Linked DNA regions of Mus musculus: all the other regions are linked to region 3. The links are chromatin loops, found by intact Hi-C in ENCODE. Cell type or tissue: heart. All regions are shown on one strand.

The links. Peaks named below come from ENCODE experiments on the same cell type or tissue, not always from the same donor. Only the 100,000 strongest peaks of a DNase experiment are listed, where the experiment ranks them.
Region 1: a loop joins it to region 3, with 6 times the contacts of the local background. A loop is called at or near these places in 6 of 42 quality-filtered maps.
Region 2: it touches region 3 in a loop (2.1-fold over the local background); 2 of 42 quality-filtered maps call a loop at or near these places.
Region 4: it touches region 3 in a loop (3-fold over the local background); 5 of 42 quality-filtered maps call a loop at or near these places.
Region 5: a loop joins it to region 3, with 2.9 times the contacts of the local background. A loop is called at or near these places in 4 of 42 quality-filtered maps.

Annotation. Positions count from the first base shown.
Region 1 is chr2:138,278,001-138,283,000 of GRCm38, reverse strand. Btbd3 (BTB (POZ) domain containing 3) reads right to left here and starts at 4,508. Exons shown (of 4, transcript NM_145534.2): 1 at 3,744-4,508; 2 at 3,162-3,252; 3 at 2,510-2,628. The coding sequence starts at 4,093. In heart, CTCF peaks have their summits at 1,301 (motif pointing right), 2,424, 3,141 (motif pointing left), 4,601 and 1 weaker place; DNase peaks (open chromatin) are centred at 1,010, 1,280, 3,770, 4,520 and 2 weaker places; H3K4me3 peaks cover 2,387 bases; H3K27ac peaks cover 1,623 bases.
Region 2 is chr2:138,382,741-138,387,740 of GRCm38, reverse strand. No RefSeq gene overlaps it. Among named protein-coding and RNA genes, the nearest start is that of Btbd3, 110 kb to the right of the region's middle. In heart, no CTCF peak of the experiment used is centred here; a DNase peak (open chromatin) is centred at 2,780.
Region 3 is chr2:138,212,651-138,217,650 of GRCm38, reverse strand. No RefSeq gene overlaps it. Among named protein-coding and RNA genes, the nearest start is that of Btbd3, 63 kb to the left of the region's middle. In heart, a CTCF peak has its summit at 1,949; a DNase peak (open chromatin) is centred at 1,900.
Region 4 is chr2:138,037,995-138,042,994 of GRCm38, reverse strand. No RefSeq gene overlaps it. Among named protein-coding and RNA genes, the nearest start is that of Gm14062, 160 kb to the right of the region's middle. In heart, no CTCF peak of the experiment used is centred here; a DNase peak (open chromatin) is centred at 2,504.
Region 5 is chr2:138,050,793-138,055,792 of GRCm38, reverse strand. No RefSeq gene overlaps it. Among named protein-coding and RNA genes, the nearest start is that of Gm14062, 180 kb to the right of the region's middle. In heart, no CTCF peak of the experiment used is centred here; a DNase peak (open chromatin) is centred at 2,512.

The DNA.
Region 1 (5,000 bases), 65 kb before region 3:
ACTCCAGGAGTCCAGAAGAGGGCACTGGCTCCCTGGAACTGGAGTTATGGGCAGCCGTGAGTCACCTGAGAAGGTGCTAGGACCCGAATCCTGGACCTCTGTAGAAGCTGCACTCCTAACCCCTGAGCCATCTCTCTCTTCAGCACCAGCAGAGTTTAAAGTAGACATATATAGCTCTATTCCACTTTCTGTTTCAATAAAAACAAATGTCTTTTGAAACTATAAGGTCAAAGTTAAAAATCTTAATGATTTGGGACTTTTCTAAAACACAAAATAAAACCTGATATTAAATATTTCTGAAGTGGTTCCAAGTTTAAGAAATCACCACATAAACTTCACTACTACCTTTTCAGCGAACTCCACAAATCTTGTGAGTATTAAAGTTCTAAACTCCTATTTGTCCTATTTTCAGAACTAAAGCAAACATTACTTTCCCCTGTATCTATTCAGAGACAAAGCAGAGAGCTCACACGCACACTGATTCAGTGCGTTAGGGAGCTGTACCTATCTTAGGAGATGAAATACTTCTTGTTGTTTGGGGGAATGGTGGGAGTTTCTTGAGACAGTGAAGGTGGAACCGACCTGCAATCTTATATTACAGGACAAAAGGATAATCAGTGACAACTCTGCCCATGACAACACTGAGAAAATTTATCAAAGTTTTTAAGCTAAAGCAGTGGGTACTTTGATTTTTTTTATAGTAATTTTATTTCATGTTTGTAAAACATACCTAACTTAAGAAACCAAGATTAGCTTTCGCAAGGAAAAAAAGAAAACATAAACACACATAAACAAGCCAAAAGGTTCCTCAGTAATAAACACTTTCTTCCAGGAAACTGTCTTCTCTATAGGCTAAGCCGGTTACACCGGCAAGACCACTCGACAACACAGCTGCAGTACAGTTGTGCTTTGCCTAGGGCCAGGACTAGGAGAGCATCCAGAATATGGGCTGGATTTGTAGCCTCACCCTGGAACTCAGGGAGCTGCCACTCCTTTTCTGAGTACAGCTACTCCCCTAGGACACAGGAGGGGAAGCCTCAGTTCCTACTGCTGTTCCCAACAAGGCAAATGGAACCTCACTCACGCCCTGTTCTTTCCACCCCGCCTGACTCCATAATTTTTAAAAACTGCACTAATATGCTCTAGGTAATACATCTATTTACAAGAGAAGATATTTGGCAAACAATCAAGATGTAACTTTCCGACATTCCTGCTCCTGTTTCCTGACTGTACATGTGTCTGGGAAACAACACCCTACTGGACTTCAGTGAGGCCAAGTTGCTAACTAGGGCTGCATTCTACCAACAACAGATGGCACTGTCACACGCAGAGCGGACTTCACAGGCAGTGAGGAAGGGCATGGATCCAAGCAGGTAGAGAGGTTTCTCGGTGGTGTCTCTAATGGACTGATGCTGAAGGTTAAGAAGTGACGAAGCAGTTACTGTTATGGTCACTCACACGCTCACTGCCTTTAACCTCCCTGCTCCCGCTCCCCACTGGGAACGGTCTAGTTCAATTAGGCTTCAATGTCATTACAGGACCAGGGAATTACATACTTAAAAACTCTGAAACGGACTAGAACTTATTTTTCAGTAAGCAGTAAATAAAAAATAATGATTGTTTTAAAAATTGTAAGAATATTGTCAAACTTTTTGACCCACTTGGCAATTTTTCTTCAAAAACATTGTTTTTTAAATTTATTCCGATGAAATGAAATTCCCAGATCAAAATATAGCCTTGAACAGTTAAGAAAAACCTTATAAATACAACTTATAATAACTAGGCTTAATCTCACTGTTTAGCATTAGACCCTGGTAAAGATGATTCCCAGGACCCGATTAACATGCAGTAGAGTCTGTAAAGTATCTATAAGATATGAAAAATTTTAAGTAAATATGTGACTACCCCAATCTTTTTTACGTTTTTATATTACTAATTTAAAATTGCTTGTATTAATCTACAGACAACTATAGGAAACAATCCCTTCAAAAATCTCTTCATCAAAAATTTGCATGTCCAATTTTGTGGGTAAAATATATGTAGTCAAAGATGAGATACTAAGTTCCACTTCTGGTGGCATTAGACAACACAGAAGGCATGTGTCGTCCTAGTGTTGCTAGCTAAACAAGGTACATCACTGCTCTCATTGTGAAGTAAAGGTCTATTTCTCTGAAGCCTCCTTAAAGTGTCCTGCTTTCAGAAGGAGAACATCCCTATTAAACAGTGTTTATTCCAGAAAGCTATTTTTCTTTTAAAATGTCCCTAAAAGCAGCTCACCACGTGAGCTCTTTGCCCCTAGGCTCTAGGCTAAGGAATGGCTCTAACTGCCTGCGACATTCCATAGGACTTCCCCGAGCACAGAAGAGCGGTTCTAAGACCATTTACAAGGCAAGCAGCACCCCCTCTCTTTAGAATCTCTCGCTTACAGGAAACTCAGATCTGACTGAGAGGCCAGCAGAGCAGGAACACAGCACAAGAAACTCTTTCCAAACACACACATCATGCTTACTTCAGCATGGCGAGGAAGGCAGCAGGTTCGACGTCTGGGATTCGGATTTCATCTTTGTCCTCAGCGAGTTCTCCGTAAAACATTGCATGGAACACTGAGCTCCCGACAGCGAGGACGTACTGTGGAGAAAGGGAGAGCTCCCTTCACACACTACACTGAAAGCATTTGCAGAGTCAATCCCCAAAACCACTAGCCACTGAGGGCCGGGGGCACGTAAGGTACATAGCCCACCGTCGTAAACAGCCAGGCTATGGTGCACTGGACAGGGAGCATGAGACTGTCACACAAAGTGGGCTCTCCATCAATATCTCAAAGCTTTGACATTAATATACACCCCCACCCCACTGGGAAATAAATCAAACCATGGGCTCTTTATCGGATTTCTATAGGTACAGTAAACAGAGGACTTTCCAAGCCAGTTACAACATTTCCTAGCCCTGGAGAGTGAGAAGCGCACATTTCTGGGTGATATATACAACCGTGTAGAAGGAAACAAAGACAAAATGAAGTGTGGCCAAAGGTCTATATTCTCTGTAACTGGGCGAACCATGCAGTGGCTGCCGGCGGGCTGCCTGCCCACACCAAGCTCTGTGCTGACAGGGTCCCTCTATGTAAATCTCAGGACTAAACCGGTAATGCAGCTGTTGCTTACTTTGTGTCCTGGCAACCGCTGAGTCCCACCTGGTGGCCCAACCACAAAATGTACGTCTGCCATCAAGTCATTATTGAACATCACCGCATTTCTACAAACAAGAGGCGAGTCATTAATTCACAACAGCCTGTATTCTTAGCAGCCCTTTCCCCAACATGCAAAACTTCAGAGTTAAGCTAAGCAACAACAGCTCAGCGTTCCACTCCCAGCTAAAGAGCATACAAAGGGTCCAGCCACACCACTGCCTGAAACCACTGCAGACACATGGCAAGGAACTCAAGTTTTAAAAGTTAACTAAACTTTTACAGGGCTTAGGACAAATGAAGGGTTTCCTGTCTCTGTGCTCCACAGACACAAAGCTGCTGCTTAAATGTTACAGCTTGCAAAAATATTTTTATCTAAGAGGAAAACAGCTGTACTGCTTTGGAAAAGATACAAGGCAGCTTTCCATTACCAGTAGAGCCTCTGGGGAAGAGGAGCAGGGATTCGTGGTAAACTGCATTACAGTCATGAAAAAGCAGAGACTTCACCACCGGCAAACTTTGAGAGTAAACACGCTAGCCTGCCAGCAAGGGCGCTTACCTTTCTCGGATGGTGGGATAAAGACCCTGCCAGTTGGGGGCCGGGATGAGGTTGTTGTTACAGAGGTTGTGCTGGTGTTGCTGCTGGACAGTGGTGCTGCTGGAGTTGGCTGGCTTCTTACGGGGGAATATATCAGCAGCCATCTTCTTCTTCTTTTTAGTCTTCAAGGTAATTATTTCATAACAAACTGGGGGCAACTTGCTGCTCCCACTGCCAACGCTGCCGCCGCCGCCGCCGCCACCGCTGCTGTTGGCTTTCTTTGAACCTTTTTTGGACCTGTTCTTTACTGTCTCTGGAAGCATCAAGAAGAAGGTGAGACATTTCATGTTCTTTTCTTTATCATCTACCATGAGTACAGGATGTCTCTCTTTAGAGCTAGATCTCGCAAAACTGCTCAAACATCAAGGCAAAGAGGCTAGCCGGAGCTAAGATGTTAACAGAGACCGGCAGGCTGCTTTCTTCCTGCTTTTCCCAGCCAGGCAAGGTGACCTTTTCACTATGTTGAAGAGAAACTGGCTTTAAGTTTTATCCAGGACCGGATCTGTTAAATACATTCCCATCATGATTCCTGGTTTTCTTACTTGCGCATAAAACCAGCCGTTCTCTGGATCACCTGCAAAGCTGAGCAAAGGAGGCAGGCAGAGAGAGAGCTGAGGCGCTTGCTTTCTGAATTAGGTTAGCAAGATGTGGCGAGCCCAGCGAGTCAGTACGGCCGCGGCCGGCCGGTGAAGTTGTGTGGTGAATGGATCGGGAGAGGAGAGTAGGTATTACAGCCCTGCAGACGGAGTCAGACAGCCAGAGCTCCGAGCCAATAGCTGAAGCCACCAATCAGGATTGGATGAAGCCAAACAGTGACACCTATTGTAGCATGCACAGCTCTGATATTAAAGGAGCAGCAGTTACATTCTCTTTTCTACTGTATATTTAATTAAGATAAACAGCAAATGAAAGACATTTGCAAACAGGAAGGGAGGGGTTTATTTCTCTTTAGTACAGGAACATTTTCATTTCAACCAAAACAAGCAAAAGCCATTAACAAAGAATGGGAACACATATGTCTAATCTCTCTTCCTGGCAACAATCTTCCTCCTAGCAGCATTTACTTGCAAGTATTTTGAACAGGATCTCCTAGACTATAAAGCCAAAGGGAACCAACGTACTGAAATTAAACCAAACACATTTAAGCCCAGCCACGGCAGGGGAGGGGAGGGGTCTTTTTTTAGTCTCTGGATGTTTTGCTAAGGCTCTGCATTTAGC
Region 2 (5,000 bases), 170 kb before region 3:
AGATGAAAGGGTTTATTCAGGTCATACTTCTATACCACTGTTCATCATTGAAGAAAGGCAGGACAGGTACTCAAACAGAGCAGGAACCTGGAGGCAGGAGCTTATTCAGAGGCCATAGAGGGTGTTTACAGGCTTACTCTTCATGGCTTGCACATCCTGCTTTCTTGTAGAATCTAAAACCACCAGCCCAGGAATCGCACCACCCACAGTAAAATGTCCTACAGGCTTGCCTACAGCCTAATCTTATGGAAGATTTTTCTTATATTCTTTTTTCCCCCAACATAATATGTGTGCTGCTTATCTGGCGATTTCATACAATGCACTGCAGTCACATTAGCTCTCCATCTCTCCCAGGTCCACTCTCTCACCCTTGTGCCCTCCCTCCAGTAAAAAGGAAAACACAGAGATACATGCCAAGACAACTTCTGTTACCATATATTCATTGGGGCATAGGGAAGGTCATTCCCAGAGTAGAGGGGGACCAGTCTCCAGTGAATGGTATACCAGTAGCTGCACTCCCCTGCTTAAACCTCAAGTCTCTCAAGGTCCATTTGGAGGCATTTTCTTAGTTAAGGTCCCCTCCTTTCAGATAGCTCTAGCTTGTGTCACGTTGACTTAAAACCATCAAGCACACTGCCTGAACTGAAATCCTGTTGAGGAATTTGGGATCTACCCTTAGCCCACAGCTCTTGATGATCCTCTCAGCATCTCTACCCTGCCTGCCTGAGTTTTAGTTCTGTGATTCTCTAATGCTGACTCTTCTTACTTCCTTGTACTCCCGTGACAGTCTCACCCTCCAAATCTATCCCATCTTCAGACATTCTCCACATTGCTTGGCCTTTCTCTCCTTCAGAGAAGGTCACATGATAAGGATGGGTGACATTTCCAGAGTGGGATCAGTTACTTTTTAGAAAGAATGGTCAGCCCTGAAACTGTACATACAAGTGACATCATACAAACTATATATACAGCTTAATTAGGAATGTATACCTATATACACACCAACTTCTCTGTTTCTCTGTTTCTGTCTCTGTCTCTCTTTCACACACACATACACACACAATTAGAGAAAAAAGGCATTAACTTGGAAGAGAGTCAGAAGTTGTATATTGCAATATTTAAAGGGAGGAATGGGAAAGAAGAAATGTTGTATTTATATTATTATATCAAAATGCATTTTTATTGTAAAGCCAATAAAATTTATTTAAGAAATTTCAATTCCTCTGCTGTCCATCCTGGTCACTTAGGTTCAAGATTTCTGAAAATAGCCCTTTCTCAAAAAAAGATGCTTAATCCAGTCATGCTAACAACCCTTTATTCTTTTATATCTCCTTGAATTAAAGCCACATAGTCACAGCGACTTCAAAGTTCTCCACCAAAGAATTTCTGGTAATTTCTTCAAACAATTTACTTTGGGAACCATTTTAAGGTAGGCTTCTCACTTGCTAACACCCCCAACACATCTGAAGAGCTCCACTCACATTCATGCCTAGAGAATAGTATGTAAGGCTTAGAAAAAAATATGGTAGCATTTCCAGTTACAAAAACTACAATCTAAGTTCCCTGTCCAGACTTAGTAGCTATATCCAGAGAGTCCACCCCTTACACTCCTCCTGAATGTAATCATAAAGGGGGGAACTATATCGCAGACCTAGAAAGCCCCTCTGTGGAAACTGATGAGCTCTGGATTAGTTTTCCTTCATACATCATACCAGAGACAAGATGTCTTCAGCTTTGGCTGTGAATAGATGTTCTCCTGCCCTTAATTTCCAGTGCCTTATAAATAATCAGATTCTTTAATGAATGAAGGCTCTCAGCAACTTGGGTGCTTATTTGGCCATCTGCATGTTCTCACTGTGAAATTCTCTAGCTGTTTGTTAACTTGCCTGTGTCAAGGAGTGTGTGGGTGTGGGTGGGTGTGTTTGTAAACACCACTGGCCATTTCTTTCCACTGCCTTGGAAGATGTTTTTTATTCATCATAACATTTTATGTTCTTAAAAACAAGTCACCAGGAGCCCGGATATTCTCAAAACTTCTCTCCATCCCCCCAAACCCCCCAGTGCTGTGACATGTATTTCCAGTGTATCTTTAGAGGATTCCACTGTGTGGTAGTGGGAAAGGATTTCCAACACTCCTGAGATGAAGTCATAGTCATAAATCTGTTCACCATTTCTTCCAGTTTGCTTTTACTGAACTACTTAGAAATGGGATCACTCTGTGTTGTGCAGTTAATAAAGTGGATGAGACAGCATCATAGGAAAAATGCTGGACTCCAACTTGTGTCCCTAAGACTTGCAGGTGGCCCTATTCTAGACAGATGTCATGTGTTTGCAACTGCCAGACGTCAGCTATGGCTCTGAGGGTGGGATGGGAGTTGTCATGGGTTCTCGTCCCTCCCCAGGGCAAACTCCCAGCAAGAGCAAGGTAATTTAGTATAAGTTGGTTACTAAAGTCTGTGGTAAGGTTTCATCCACCCGAACATGAGACAAATAAGTATTTCAGCAGAAGGAACTCTGTGATACATGTGACAGGTTCACTGAATTAAGAAAGCCACTACATTCACAGCAGTTACAGGGAAGTGGGAGGGGAGGACTAGGAGAGCAGAGAGGTTCATGCGGTCCCTGGCAGATTCTGATTTCTCTGCTTGCCTTCCCCAATTCTCTCTCCTCTACTCTGCTCCTCTCCTGGGAAGTTTTCCTTGGTCATTATTGTTGCCTTTACTTCCTTACTCAAACTCCTGAAACCAACAACATAAATAGCACAAGGGAGACTGTGTGACCTCACCTCCCACAGGAAAAGCTGGACCTGAAACAATAAGCACTACCCCCACCCCACCCCACCCCCACACACACCATTCCTGGACCCCTTCCATTCCCAGAAGCATCTTGGATACTTCAGCTAAAGCAGAGAGCCTGAGTTTAAGCAGAGGCCTGCGGGGTACTAGAAGAGGAAACAGGTAGTAAGTCAACAATTAGGGCACAGAGCTGCTAAAAGCTCTTACTCAAAGCGACCTAAGATTATACTGTGAACAAATTAAATTGCCTGCTGCTTCCATTCTCGACAGGTGACCAGCAACATACAGTGATAAAAGACCAAGCAAATATACTGAATTGGATTTCTGCCTTTAAAAAAGGTATCGCCAAAACTTAGAATCTGACATCGATTTTTCTAGATGATAATTCCCACAAAGGGAGGAGAGGAAGTCTTGGTACTAATACTCAAAGGCTGAGGCCTTAAGTAATCTATATTCAGTAAATGCCACAATCTGGCATTCCCACAAAGCATAGTGACTTCTCTCTGGCTTCCGAACAATTAAGGCATAAATTAATTTTAACAAATCTTCTCGGTGAGGCTGAGATGTCAGTCTGGCAGTGTTTCATACTTGATACAAATTCAAGAGAGAAAATGAGGAAGAAATAGATGTCTATTCAAGCAGCCAATGACAGTGGACTAATGGAGACCACTCTGGACTTCTAAGCACACGGACCTGCCAACCACAGTTGAGGCCCAGCAACAAAATCCCTACATTATCAAATTAGACAATCTTCATGAAGGCAATCCATAGGCTGATAGAGAGCCTAGACTGAAACCCCAACATTTAATTAAGAAGTCACCTCTGCTTGCTAATGGCAAAAAAAAAAAAAAAATCTCTAGTATCGCACTCCCTAAGCAAAATCACTCAAGGGAACTCTTGCCAAACCCAAGAGAATATGAACTTACTGAGGTCACACAGCAATACAATAGTGAACAGAACCACACAGATGTGGGTAAAATGGACCAGTTTAGGGAAGATGTTGGCAAGTTCTTACTAAGAAGTGCAAGTTGTGCAACACAGTTCCTAACCCAAACCCCTAGGAGCTAAAGGCATCCTATAAACCTGTTAGTCATGAATTCCTAAGATCTTTCGGAAGAATTTCTGTCTGGTTCCCCTCTATGCAGATCCCTGAATGTAAAGTGTTTTCAGCAGATCACACTCCCTGTTCCGCTGTGTCCTTTTACTTAATGCTGTATAAATCATTGTAGGAAAACCAAGAGCAAAGCCTGTCACAGATTACATATTAGATGACACGCAAAGCTTACATTTTAAAGGCTTAGTTCTAAGCCTGGCACTACTAGGAAGTGGCAGAACCTTTAAGAAGTAGGGACTACTGGGAGTTTGGGGTCATCTAGACATGCCCTTGAAGACAATAGAGTGACCCAGCCCCTCTCTCTTCCTCTCCATTTTACTTCTTGGCTATGAGGTGGTATTTGTTTTCTGCCCTCTACCCCCTGATGTGATGCAATACTTCACCATTGGCCCAAAGCAGTAGGCTAGTGCACTGAACCCTCTAAAACTGTGGGCCAAAATAAACCTTTGCTACTTAAAATGTGGGTATCACAGGTACTTGTAATAGTAATGGAAAGGTAACTAGCAGATTAATTAATATAGTTCATCAAATCTAATCAACAGTGTCTATACTACAACTCTGATTTTTTTTAGATATTTCTCCAAATCGTTTTTCTTTTTTCTTTTCTTTTCTTTTCTTTTCTTTTCTTTTCTTTTCTTTTCTTCCCTCTCCTCTCCTCTCCTCTCCTCTCCTCTCCTCTCCTCTCCTCTCCTCTCCTCTCCTCTCCTCTCCTCTCCTTTCCTTTTCTTTCCTTTTCTTTTCTTTCCCTTTCTTTCTCTCTCTCTCTCTCTCTCTCTCTCTCTCTCTCTCTCTCTCTCTCTCTTTCTTTCTTTCTTTCTTTCTTTCTTTTGTATTGTCTTTGGTCACTTAGGGATCTTTAAGTTGATTTTACACACATAATCTGTGAGTGGCCATAACAGTCATCATCCTTGTTCCTAGAGTACAACAGTGCATGTAATCAGGATAACTCAGCAAGTGCTCATTGATACTATTAGTTTGTGCTTCAGAGACATTACAGGAAGAATAAATGCTTGAAATGTTATCTTCACTAAGCTCCAAGTTCCATTAAAGTAAATAATGTACATTTTGTCTATTGAGAAAAATAATACAGA
Region 3 (5,000 bases):
AGAGAGAGAACAGCAAGGAATATGTAAGTCTTTTGACATGCTCAAATATCAAAAATGAATCTCATCCCATCACATTGTGTTGTCTGCTTTCCCAGTTTGAAGCTTTGTGTGGCTTTGGGATTTTCATTGGTAAGTAATAGCAGGAGTGAAGAACTGTTGCTGGCCTTTGCTATGTTGTAGGTTCTTTTTTTGCCCAGCTTTATCTCCCTAGTTTCACTTCCATCACTAGATAGGAGAGAAGGAAGGATAGAGAGGAGAGAGAGATGGAGATTCTTGAATCTAATTTATTTCTTCTTGTTTCATCTTTGATCACAACTACTAATAAACCACAACCTCTCCTAGCCGCCAAGCCTAGGAAAGTTTTCGTGGAAGTCAGGAACCACATAGAAGAGAGAAGAGTTATCCTAGATCAGTATTTCTGAACTGAGTTAGCCACCATCTAGCTAAGTCCAACATAAACTATAAAACATGTGCCAGGCAAACTTCCTAACCTTATGGGTTATTTTTGCAGCACCAGCCTAACTAATAAAGATAACATAAACATACGATGGCTACCACATTGTTCTGTGTCCCCATCATATACATAAACAACATTTAATCTTGAACTCTAATTTGAACCTAAAAAAGTTCTAGTGGTGTGTGTCCTTTATCTTGTTTTGGACTACTATTGTTTTGAAGAGCATCTCCAAGGAAGGGTGAGAAGATGTCAATATATAATTCTTATCTACAAGAAATTCATCGTGCTGTGGATGAGACAGCTCTCTGTAAATAGATAGCTGGCAATCCAATATGATATGTGTTGACATAGATTTATGGAAGCACAAAGCTGTCAAAAGGAAGAGGATTTGATTTACCCTGCTGGCAGAAATCGAGGGTGGCTTTCCTTGCTGGTTCCTGGATGGGGGCAGGGAGGGGAATGAAATTTCAAATAGAGTAAATCGTATAGACCAAAAGATCTAGGTTTCTAAGCTCAAGGATCTAGGGAATGATAAAACTGGAATAACGCAGAATCAGGAGCCTCTGTAAACTCCTGGGTTGTGGGGTTCCCACTTTCTTCTTGGTTTCACCTCCAGTGGCAGCTGCGGCGCTCAGTTATTAATTCTCTACATTAACTCCAGTGCAGATAGTGGCAAACATGCTTGAATATCTGATGAAAACAATCTCTTCCTTTGAATTCTTCCTCCTTTGTACCCAGAGTGGCATGCATGAATTCCTTGCTTCTAACCAGATCTTGATAATTCAGTTTTCCACCCTTACATTTATAGGATAATCTAGAAAATAACTTTTGCAGAAGGATTAAATGGGAGAAATAGAAGAATGATAAGAAAACAAGGGCACTGCTGTAGTGTTGCCTAGACCAAAGTCACAGGAAGCCTTGACTAAAAACAGTTATAAAGAGAAAATATTGGCTCACACCCAAAATGAAGACAACATCTTTAATTCTCTTCATTACCTCTCTACACTCTATATGTGCGACCTTGCACAAAACAATCTCATTAACGAGAACGCTCCATTATGGACCCTCCATTCTCTGGGCAGGACCGTTTTGGATCTGACAGGTTTCACCACATCTGCTGGAACAATTCTGTCTTAAGCCAATATCATTCCTAGCCTTGATGAGGATAACAGCTACCCAAATGTTTTTATCCCCAGTCTTATTCCACATATAAGGCTATTATGAAAACAGTGGCCAGAGCCAATCTTGTAAACAAATAAAAAAGAGTAATTCAGAGCTTCAGAATTTCTCGTTTCAAACAGCTCCATTTCCTGGTAACTGGTAAAGCTGTGTACTCTCTCTGGGTGGACTCCACCCACTTCTCTGGTGTCTTCCTTTGCCTGTCTTCCTCAGCCATTGTTCTGTGTCCATACTGCTTTTCCTGTTCTCTGAACTCTGCCAGCCTTGTTTTCCTTTGAGCTTTGTACTGGCTGCTCCCCCTGCCTGCAACTATTTTTGCTGAATACCCCCAGGGCTGGCTCTTGTCCATCTGGTCCCAGTCCAGATGTTTTCTGCTCAAAGCAACATTTTTTTTCCTTTCCTTCCTTGTTCCAAATTTCATCATGTTCCATCACATCACGAATGCATTTCCATCAAGGCAAATATCTAGATAGATCTTATTTTCTGCCCTATCTTTTCCTCCCTGCCTTCAGTTATCTCTTACTGAAGCTCACTCTCCCCCTGTCCTTGTGCGTTATGATAGTGGCTTCTCTCCCCATCATATAATCTGAACAACAACAACAAAACACCAGCAGGGCAGGGCCCAGTAGACACAGAATCGTTTTAGAAAGGAGACATTTCTAAGGCTATGGCATATATCTGAGTGTCCAAAATGGGGGAAAGAAAAACAGAGGTCAATTTCTAATGTTCTTAAAGACTTAATATATTTGTATTTGTAGTGCACGAATGTTTTGCCTTTATTATGTATGTCTGTGCACTCCTAGGCCTGGTGTCCATGGGGACAAGAAGTGGTCACCAGAACTGTAGTTATTATGAGCAATAATAATGAATCTGAATAAAACTGAATTCATGTCCTCCGCAAGAACAGAGAGAGTTCTGAACAGCAAGAACTCTTAACCACTGAGCCCTCTCTCCAGTCCCTTCCTAGTGTTCTTACAAAGACAAGGCAACCCACATGCTCAATAGATGACAGAGCTATCAGCCACATCAGAAGTATTACCAAAACGAGCATATTTTGGACAGAAAATAATGACATTGATTTTGCTTAGAGTCCAGGAAAGAAGGGAGGACTGAAGACAAGGTTTATCATTATCATTATTATAGAAAATACAACACTGCAAAAATGTTTGTAATTTGGAAATCTATATGGCATCTAGATTGATAACTATAAATTGGAAAGATATAAGGACATTTGTATGAAATATTATATTACACACTTGTAATTGTAAAGAGTCTTACATTTGAGGACAGGAGTAAGTGGGTAGACAAGAGAGTAAAAGAAGAAAAAGACAGGGTTTTTGAATTTTAGAAGTGTTTAAAACAACTCAGAATTATCTTAGAATCATGATATTTTTAAGGCTAGTTTCAGAACATATTTATGACAGACTCTGACATTTGGTATTGTAATTCATTTATCGTTTGTTTATTTGGTTTTCTGTCCATTTACCGGATCTTCTGATTCCCTGTAGTTGTAAGGGGAATTAGAATGAGAACATTTCATCAATCCACTCTTCTCTGTGCTTTCCTACCATACAAATCTCACTACTTCTTTGTAAATTGATACAAAGTCCAAGTGAGCCCCACTTCTTTATTTGAATGTTCCTATGGTGTTTAAAAAAAAAAAAAAGTCCTTCTCTGCGTTTAACCCTGAGTGTGGGAGAAAGAAAGCTTTTTAAGTCAATGATGGCAAAGAACACTGCATTTGTAAAACAATCATGCTGTCACACTAATCTTGATTATCATCTTGCTATACTTCCAAAGGAGGGAGAAGAAGGAACAGCAATTAATGAAGTTCTGCCATCATATTGTCCTGTGGACATGTACTGGGGATTCTTCTTGACTGTTCATTTATATAGGGGTGTTCAGGGCCGCCTCTGGTCAGTTGGGCCTGGCTGTTGAGCAAGCCTGGGGAAGCATACCAGTGAGCAGTATTCTTCTCCCATGGTCTCTGTCTTGAGTTCCTGCTTTTGTGTTCCTAGATGATGGACTGTAAAGTGTAAGAGACTTGACATTCATGGAAAGCATTATCCCAAAGAAGTCTAAGAGATTATATTATACTAATGAGGACAACTGTGACAGGCTGCCTAAGAGATTATATTATTATTTAGAAAAGCAAGAAGGAAGCACAGAAGAGAAGGAATATTATTCTAGCTAAGGAAACACTGAAAGCTTGATATTTAGCATATCGATTAAAATAAATGGTGCTGAAGCCATAGGAATTCAACAAAATGTAACATAACCTATACATGATGGTTCAGGTTGAGTGGCAAGGGTCTTTTGTCTGCCTCTTCCAAGATATGTTCTAAAGGTTTAAGCTCATTTCTTGGAGTGACTCCACAACATGAGCCATGTGCTTCTAATAAGAAAGATAATATAGAAAACCATTCTACCTATTCAGATGGGTAGTCAGACTGAGCACATTCTACTAGCCAGAGTCAGTCATGTGGTCCTATCAAAGTACAAGGCTCCCAGAAAAGCCTTCGAGTATTCACCTCTGTATTTGTCAGCCTCTGACAGAGCCTCTCAGTAGACAGCTATATCAGGCTCCTGTCAGCAAGCACTTCTTGGCATCTGCAATAGTGTCTGGGTTTGATGTCTGTATATGGGATGGATCCCCAGGTGGGGCAGTCTCTGGATGGCCTTTCCTTCACTCTCTGCTCCACACTTTGTCTCTGTATTTCCTCCTGTGAGTATTTTGTTTCACCTTTTAAGGAGGACTGAAGCATCCACATTTTGGTCTTCCTTCTTTGTGAGCTTCATGTGGTCTGTGAATTATATCTTGGGTATTCTGAGCTTTTGGGCTAATATCAACTTATAAGTGAGTGTATACCTTGTGTGTTCATTTGTGACTGGGTTTCCTCACTCAGGATGATACTTTCTAGTTCCATCCATTTGCCTAAGAATTTCATGAGTTCATTGTTTTTAATAGCTGAGTAGTACTCCTTTGTGTAAGTGTACCACTTTTTCTGTATCCATTCCTCTGTTGAAGGACATCTGGTTTCTTTCCAGCATATTACTATTAAAAGTAAGGCTACTTCAAACATAGTGGATCATGTATCCTTGTTATAGATTGGAGCATCTTTTGAGTATATGCCCAGGAGTGCTATAGCTGGGTCCTCAAGTAATACCATGTCTAATTTTCTGAGGAACCGCCAGACTGATTTCCAGAGTAGTTATACCAGCTTGCAATCCCACCAACAATGGAGGAGTGTGCCTCTTTCTCCACATCGTTACCAGCATCTGCTGTCACCTGAGTCTTTGATTTCAGCCACTCTGACTGGTATATTAGGTGGAATCTCAGGGTTGTTTTGATTTGCATTTCCCT
Region 4 (5,000 bases), 170 kb after region 3:
CATGGAGTTATTCTGCACCATTGTGCAGGTGACTGGTCCCAGCAAAGTAACTGTACATCTATAAGGTCTTTCCCAGAAGATAAATGACTTACAGTTTAAACCCTCCCTTCTTGAGACTTTCAGTCTTGAGTCCTGGTAGGAAGAGTGGATGGAGTTGTCAATCTGAGTTGGTAAAAACTGTGCATTTTCATCATGACCAACCGGGAGATTAACATTTTTTGAATATACCAGTATCTTTACCTTTTATAAAATCAAGAATAAACACTATTTGAATCAAAGGAGAACTCATAAGACGCTCCAGAGAACTTATTTTTCTAAACCTTTATTTAAAAAAAAAATACAGTTTGAAAATCCTAAATAAAGGGTAAATATAAAAGTAAAAGAAGAATACAAATAAAGCTGGAAAGGTGAATGGAATTTAAAAAGTAAAAAATATTCAAAGATTTTTCATTTAAATATGCATAAACTATAATAAATTTTATCTACAAAAATTTCTAGGTCTTTGACCCCAAAAATTATTCTTTTATTTATTTTTTCCCAACCCAGAGTATTTTGATTAAAATTCTTTGAGACCTTGTTTTTAGAAGAAATCCCCAGACAAAAAGTTACTAATGTCTAGTTGATGATGTGAGAAAGTGTGTACAGAAATCTGCCAATACTGGGATACACAGCAAGTCTCACTGCTTACATGCACAGAAGCCAAGAGTTTTGAAAAATGAAAGTGCTTTATTGCAGGTTGGTCCATTGGGAAACAAGAGCAAACTCAAATCTGTCTCATGGATGAACTAGAAGCAAATGAAAAGATGTTTTCCTATCTTGCAGGAAGGAGAACTTCATAATGTTGGTTTGAATTGGGGATTTTCCATCCATAGAGTTGGTGTTAATTGGTAAATTTCCATTCTCAGTCATTCTGGTCCCTTCTGAAGCTTTTGATCCCATTCTCTGTTTCTGATTTAACTCTGCCAGGTCTGATATTTGCTTTCAGGCTCTGCTTGTTGGATTATTTTGTTCCTTCTTCAGATTCTCTTCATCCATGGAGATTTTTACTCCAATAAGCTCTCAAGGTCATATTGGGGGCATGTCCTTTGTCAACTAGTTGCCTCTAGTAAAGTGACCTCAGAGGACAAGAACAGCGAAGAGGTCTATTCTGAGCCATCAGAAATCACAGCAGTTGGAGGATGGGTAAAGCACCCAAGTGAAGGGCACCAAGAACTTCTACTATATGTACCAGTGTTTACTATATATACCAATGTTTACTATATATGCCAATGTTTACTATACGTACCAATGTTTGACAACTTAGAAGAAAGAAGTCCTCCAGCACAGGCTGCAATGTAGTTTAAAGTTGTTATTCGTGAAGCAAATATTTGATGTTGGAGGAATAAAGAAACTGTTTTTGCATAGTGCAACACCAGGCTTTCTAAGAAAGGAAGATGTACCCAAGTACAGTAGTTAAACTTTATCACAGAGGTATAAGCAAAAACATTGTGTCTCCAGACAACTAGTGCAACTGATCACATTCTTGGAGTATGTGAAAAACTAAAGCCACAAGAATCTGATATCACTGATTCAAAGTTCAAGGCTAACATAAAAGGATGGTGTCATGGTTTAAAGCAATATTTTGAAAGAAAAGCACGTATTTTTTAAAAACTTATAGATGTACATTTTACAGTATATATAGCCTTAACGTTTCAGGAAATATGGTACCAGACAATAACATATTTGTTTTAAGGAGAAATTATATTGAAAACCACCTGACAAATCAAGAAACGTAGATGATAAATCCACCAGGAACACGTCATATTTTATGCTACTGAGAGCTCAGTAGAATCCTGGGAGAGGCTTGAGAGTAGACCGGACTTTAAATAACTCCAAGGGGGAAACAGGAAAGCAGGGGCCTGATTTTAGATCGGATTTTGTCAGGATATTGGGATACATTTATCTAGGAGTTAGAAAGATTAACCTGAACTAGGCCATAGTTGGAAAAGAACAGTGACTCACAGATGTGAGAGGGGGTGGCTTAGTCATTGTCATTGTGCTTAGGCAGTACTGTAGCACTTAGTCACTGTCTTGGTGCAGAAGTGGCCTGGGCTCTGTCTTTTTCTGGATGTAATGGTGACGTGGCCTCTGGTGAGCACTATTTACTTTCAGGTGGCACCAGCAAGGCCAGCTGCCGTAAAGTATGTACGCAATTCACCCGACTGGAAGTTGAAAGTTAAAGGCCTAAGTTGTGTCTCGGTGTGTGGGAATTTGTTCAGTTTTTATAACCTCTCTGAACTTCAGCTTCCTTGACTATGAAACAGATCTAGTAACACATACTTAAAATGATGAGTGAGAGCATAAAGCTGGAATTAGGGACGTAACATGGCAAGCATTCAGAAACATGTTGATTCACTTCTCTGACGGGACAGGGGGTGGGGGACAGGCTGCTGAAGCATCCTGGGCCTCGCTTGATCAGGAGCTGGCTGTGTGGGAACAAAAGTGATTTGTGCTCCTAGATGTTTCTGCGATGGCCAAGCAAATTCCCAAGCAGAATAGTTATGAGGATTCACACAGCTGGAATTGGGAGTCTCCAGATACATCTGAGGTCCTGCTCTTCCCAAAGTAGAGTCGGAGCCAAACATTCCTGGCAAGTGATTTGTTACAGAAGAGTTCCCTGGAGAGATCTGCAGAGGATTGTGGGAATTAGTCTAGGGAGGGGAAGAATGTTATTCGACGCGTTCTCACGACCGGCCAGGAAGAACACCACAGACCAGAATCTTCTGCGGCAAAGCTTTATTCTTACATCTTCAGGAAAAGAGAGCAAGAAGCAAGAGAGAGGGAAAAGCAAGAGAGCGAAAAAGCAAGAGAGAGAGAAAACGAAAACCCCGTCCCTCTTAAGGAGCATTCTCCTTCGCCTCGGACGTGTCACTCCTTGATTGGCTGCAGCCCATCGGCCGAGTTGACGTCACGGGGAAGGCAGAGCACAAGTAGTCATAAGATACCCTTGGCACATGCGCAGATTATTTGTTTACCACTTAGAACACAGGATGTCAGCGCCATCTTGTAACGGCGAATGTGGGGGCGGCTCCCAACATCTCCCCCTTTTTCTTTTAATAAGAGCAAATAGGCCACCCATATTAATGAGAGTGGAGATAGAGGTCAAATCCCCAGTGTGTAGGTAAAGGAGCCATGTACAGGATTAGCTCTTAGGCTCACAGGCTTTTACCCAGAGCAACCCTGACCTGCTCCCGTGTCGTTTTGCCTGGGGGAAGGGAACTAGGACACTGAACCTTCATGAAAGATGACATGTCTCCCTAGAATAGGCTCATATATGCCGCAGAGCCTTTCCATTGCAGTGCTTAGCCTTGCAACTCTCTCGGGCTGCTGAAGCACACTCACTCTATCTCGTGCAATGAGACTAGCCTCGTGAGATATAAGAGCTGAGTGGCCAGCGACCTATTGCCTAAGCATAGATATATCAGGGGAAGCTCCATGTTCTAGTCCTGCAAGCGCCTGGGCAATAACCACCTTGTCTCTCCTAGTTTAGGCCCTAAGCTTACAGACCAATCAAAGAAGCAACACCAATCCACAGCAAAGTGTATCTCCAAATAATATTAATCCCACCCATTTTTTAAAGAAAGAAAATGCTGAGGAGATCCAATTGGGTAATCCTTTGGTCAGGGACAGGTCCAAGCGCGTGGAGTTGACCTGAATGATGGCAAGCCTCGAAGGGTCTGTTCAAATTCAGCCATCCAATTCTGTAACATATACTGAAAAAGACTTTTTGACAAATTAGCTGCCCTAGTAAATTTAACATACTGAATGGAAATAACACACAATCCCGGAAACTTTTGTTCACATCCCTGCTGAGTTATTTGTCATAATACATCTAGTTGTATCTGGACAAGATCTATGAGTTGATTAACCAGCATGAGACCTCTCTGTATCTTGACATTAACTGAGGCCTGTTCATCTATGACTGTAGTCACTGAGGCTGACAAAGTGTTAATGGTGTCAGTCATCTGGACCTGTCCAGACAGAGCCAAGGCTGTCTGAATTAAGGCCAAACCCAGTTCCTAGTTAGTGGTAAAAAAGCAGGAGAATACTTGAGCATTATACATCACCGTCATTGGGAGTGGAAATGTCGACATTATCCCCCAACGCTGCTCTCTCTTTATTATTGACGCCCTGGACATCACCAAGACGAGGGACATTAGTATTCCCTTGGTCAGTCTGGATTTTTCGGGTGAGTCTTTCTGGTACCCAAAATGGGTTGTCTTCATTCTGTGGGAAAACACAGATAGCTCCCCTGGATCTTATCAAGATAGGATCCGGGCCATACCATTTATTATCAAGGACATTTTTCCATTTAACCATCTCATTGGGCCTATCTGGCTCTGAACAATGACGTTCAGCCGCAGTATGGCCATGAGCATCAATATTTAAAAAATTGAGTGTAAAGAGTGCCAAAGACACCGACACTCTTGGTGCTCGGGGTACAGTCTCCTCAAAAGTTCCCCTCTTCTGTTTTATAAGATAGGCTTTGAGGGTGCGATGCGCACGCTCAACAATACCCTGTCCTTGAGGGTTGTATGGAAGTCCAGTCAGGTGGGTTACGTCCATCTGACGGCAGAACTGCTGAAATTTTTGAGACGTATAAGCTGGTCCATTATCAGTCTTAAGGAGTCTGGGTTTCCCCCAAGCACTCCATGCCTCAAGACAATGTTGAATCACATGTGAGGCTTTTTCTCCAGTTAACGGAGAAGCAAACATGATGCCAGAACATGTGTCAATGGACACATGGAGATATTGAAGTTTTCCAAAGGAAGAAACATGTGTAACATCCATTTGCCAGACCTGTAGAGGTCGAATACCGCGTGGGTTAATTCCCACATGAGGAACTGGCAAGAACTCACAGCAGCTTTGACATTGAGTAACAATGTCACGGGCTTCTTTTCTTGTCAAGGAGAAACGACTGCGTAATGTTTCAGCCGTCACATGAAAATTATTATGAAAAT
Region 5 (5,000 bases), 160 kb after region 3:
ATTTGGCATTCCTCAGGTGAGAATTCTTTGTTTAGACTCAAGAAGAATGAAGACCAAAGTGTGGGACACTTTGCCCCTTCTTAGAATTGGGAACAAAACACCCATGGAAGGAGTTACAGAGACAAAGTTTGGAGCTGAGACAAAAGGATGGACCACCTCGAGACTGCCATATCCTGGGATCCATCCCATAATCAGCCTCCAAACGCTGACACCATTGCATACACTAGCAAGATTTTGCTGAAAGGACCCTGATATAACTGTCTCTTGTGAGACTATGCCAGGGCCTAGCAAACACATAAGTGGATGCTCACAGTCAGCTATTGGATGGATCACAGGTCCCCCAATGGAGGAGCTAGAGAAAGTACCCAAGGAGCTAAAGGGACCTGCAACCCTATAGGTGGAACAACATTATGAACTAACCAGTATCCTGGAGCTCTTGACTCTAGCTGCATAGGAATTAGAAAATGGCCTAGTTGGCCATCACTGGAAAGAGAGGCCCATTGGACATGCAAACTTTATATGCCCCAGTACAGGGGAACGCCAGGGCCAAAAAATGGGAGTGGGTGGGTAGGGGAGTGGGGGGAGGGCATGGGGGATTTTTGGGATAGCATTGGAAATGTAAATGAAGAAAATACCTAATTAAAAAGAAAGAGTATTTCTGCTTGCTTGGTATTCAGTACTCAGACGAGTTGGGTGGCAAGGTGAACTCCTTTCTGTTGGAGGCACTCCTGCTTTGTGTTTTATTTACTTTTATCATTGTTGTGGCAAAATATCTCCTCCAAAAGCTATTGAAAGAAAATTTTATTGGCTCATAGTTTAAAGATACAGTGTACCATGGCAGGAAGCCATGGTTGGAAAAGACACAATAGCTGTACTGGAAAGAGCAGCTGGTCACTATATATGTATAGTCAGAAAGAGAGAAAGATAAATGCTAATGTTTGGCTAGCTTTTCCATTTCATTTTTTATTGCTCTAGGACATGGGCACACAGGGTGGTGCCATCTACATTCAGGGCCTGCCTTGAATCCTCAGTTAAACTCTTTTGGATACACACTCACAGCTATATTCAGTGATATGTCTCCTGGGTCTCTTAGGTCTCCTGAATGAATTCTGAATCCAGTTAAGTTGGCAATAAAGGTTAACCATCACTCTTGTTCTCCATAGGGGGGAAAATCAGAGTGAAGAATTCAAATTTGATAAACCAATGGGGAAGACTTACACATCACACTAACTTCCACGCTAGGCTCAATTTCTTCATTTATGCAGTAAGAATAATTATGTTTTACGGGACATACCTATGACTTAAGAAACAGCAATAGTTAATGAGCAATTCTTATGTTTATTTCTAATAGTAATAAATATGTTGTTGAAAGAACTCTGTGGGCTTTAATTTTTTATTATTTTATTTTATTTATTTCATTTTATTTATTCACTATACATCCCACTCACTGCTCCTTCTCCTGGTCACCCCCCCACCCCAGAAATCCTTCCCCCTTTGTCCTCTAAGATGGTGGAAGTCCCCTGATTATCTTCTCACCCTGGCACATTGAGTCTTTGCAGTGCTAGTTATATCCTCTCCCACTGAAGCCAAAGAAGGCAACCCAGTTAGAAAAACATATCTCACAGACAGGCAATAGCTTTTGGGGTAGCCCCTGCTCTAGTTATTTGGGACCCTCATGAAGACCAAGCTGTTCATCTGCTATATCTGGAGCCGGGCTAGATCTAGCCTATGTATGTTCTTGTTTGGTGATCCAGTCTGATAGCCCCAAGGGTCCAGATTTGTTGACTCTGTTGCTCTTCCTGTGGAGTTCCTACCCAACTTCTGCATAAGAGTCCCTAAGCTCCATCCACTCTTTGATTGTGAGTCTATGCATCCCTCTGAGTCAGCTGCTGGGTGGAGCCTCTCAGAGGACAGCCATGTAAGACTCCTGTCTACAGGCGCAATAGCATCATTAATACTGTCAGGGATTAGTACTTGCCCATGGGATGGGTCTCAAGTTGGGCCAGTTATTGGTTGGTCATTACCTCAGTTTCTGCTCCATCCCCAGTACTTGTAGAAATAATATGTAATTTTGAGAAACACTGTCATCTAGTATTATTATATACTAGCATATATAATAAAAAGAAGAATTCAGTGAAGATTCTGGGCCAAGTTCTGACTCCTTGTGCCCTCCAAAATGCATCTGCCTTTAAATCTCTAGAACCTGTGGGTGGGATGTAATTTGGAGCAATAATCATGGAAGATCTAATCATGGATCCTGACTGAAAATATCCTAGATCATCCATTTGAATTCCTTATCTAACAGTAGCTCTCTCTCTATAAGAAATGCAAAGTAGAAGACAGACACAGAGACCCCACGAAGGCAAAGGCATTGGAAGGAATATTATAGGCATTTTCCCAGGAAGCAAAGTCCAGCTAACAAGCACCGGAACCTGAAGAAGCTGGGGAGGTTTCCTTCCTTCAGCCTTTGGAAGGCTCTGTAAACCCACAAGAGAATGAATATATGCAGCTTTAAGCCACCCCAGTGCCGGGAATTTGTTATGGCAGCCACAGGAAACAGATACCGTGAGTACTAGGAAGTAAGAACATTTAGTTTCCTTTCCAGGGAATTAGGACCTGGCACACAGACAAATCTTTCAAGAAGGTGAAATTTGTTTTTGGCATTTTTCCATCTCCCTAGGTGTAGTGGTGAGAAGGCAGACACAATTTCTTTTTTTAAACTTCTTCCAAGATTTTCCTTTTTCGTCACCATTTATACTCTATTTTTACTTTATCTGCTTCAGCTCTCCCCTCCCAAAACCTGGCCTACGTTTTACTCTAAGAGTAGAAGAAGCATTTTGAGCAAGTCAGCAGTAAGGCATGCCATGTCTGTACCTCTGTCTTGGTTTGATGCCTTATAAGCAGAGCCAGAGGTAAGATTATTTTGCCCAATTGATTTCTTGGGAGGATAACCTTAGGAGTAAGGCTGGGGGGAATGGGAGAGTGGAAGAGGAGCTCAGCGGGTATGTCCTGGAAAGTCTAGTGTGGCACTGATCCCATCTGGAATGAATGTCTTCTTTTTTTCTAATAGAATATATATATTTAAATCTAACATCTTTAGATGGGCAACAAGACCCAGCAGAAAGTACTAAGAATTGTCCTGCACTCTCTCCCTCCCCTTAGTTTCTGTCCCAAGGTGGTACTTTTCTACAGCTGATGAACTTACTGACACATCATTACTACCAGAAGTCCGTAGTGTACTCTGTGGTTCTCTGCTGCTTTGTACATCTAAGAGGTTTTTGTGAATATACAATGGCACTTGAGTTTACCATTACAATATCCTGCAGTGTTTTTGCTGCTTTAATCTTTGCATTCTGCTCACTCATCTTCCCTTCTGTCTTCCAGGAGGCATTGATCTTTTTATACAGTTTCTTTCCATAGCTCTGTCTTTGAAAAACATCACATGGTTGGAATTATATTGCTTGATTCCTTTCAGAATGGTCCCTTTTTCCCCACTAAAAAATATGCATTATTAACATATTTACAAATATTTTGATGGCTTAATGCCCCATATACTTTTAATATCAACTAATAACTTTGCACACATTAAATTTATCTATTGGTTTACATAGGACATTTTTGGCTGCTTCCAAGTTTGACTAGTTATGAATAGTTCTACAACAAACATACATGTTTAGTTTTGTGTAAAAGCTTTTAATTCACTTAGACAAATACTTAGGATAACTCCTCATCCCAGAGAATGAGTGACATCCTGGGAAAATGAGTAACAATTCCAAGGGAATAAGTGACATCTTTCTGCTTTGTCACTGAGCATCATTAATTGAGCATTTATTAGCCAGGCAGTGACTAGTTGTCTCAGACATATTGATTCTCCAACAAGATCCAATAGCCTAGTGGGAGAATCAAACTGAGAGGGTAACTTTATTAACTGGTTAACTGAATGCTGAAGCAAGAAGTTTGAAGGTGAGGGGATCAGTTTGAGGTTAAGCCTAGAAATTGGAAACTTGGAGGTAGACTTTCCCTTGGGAATCAGCACAAAGCAATGTGAAATGGTGTAGAAGAAGGTCATGAATGAGGAGGTCGCATGGTCAAATTTAGAGTTTAGATTGTGAGCACAGCACTCTGGGGAAACAGATAGGAGTAGAATATACAGGGTTCAGGGAAGCTGACAAAACTCCTACGTATCCAATAACTATTAAGGATCTACAACAGTAGCTTTGTCCATAGAAGAAGAGATGGGTATTCAGGAGCTATTTAAGAGACAAAATATACAAAGAGATGTGACAGATTAACTATCTAGCTGAGGTAGAGGTTAGTACTCAAATAACTAGTAGGCTTCTAGTTTTTCTGGTGTGAAGAATTATCTATGAAAAGACAACATTGAAGGTGATGAAGAGTTAGAATAGGTTTCACACTTAAGTCAATTTGTTTTTGAGCAATATGGTGGGCCTTATAGAAAGAGTTCATCACCAGAAATTGAATCTAGTGGTGAATCTGTGTAGAGAAGCTATCAGAAACCACAACGTGGATGGAAATGCATAAAGATAATAGCAAGTACCATGAATTCAGAAATAAGAACTCTTGGTGCTCTTTAAATAATGACAATCCTAGAAATCAGAGTGAAGAGGAAAGACAGTGGCGGAAGTGGCCCAGGAATATGTGCTATAACAAATCTAAAAGACTGAACTGTTAGAAAGGAGTGTTGAAATCTAATGCTGATCTAATGCTAAAAGTCAAATAAGGCCTGGGCAATGTGGTTCTCAGGTATAAAGACACAGTGGCTGACTGAGTGATAGGATGAAGAGACTGAACTGTACTGGGGAGTAGGGTGAGCAAAGACAAGTGAATACTGAAAAGTCTGCTGAAAAGTTTTAGCATGAAAAGATTGGACCACATTTACATCAATAGTAAGCAAGCATGACCACCAACCAAACATCAGATATTAATCCAGCACTGGATCAGGGAAGGGGTGATGCTAAGCTGCTATCTACATCCTTAGG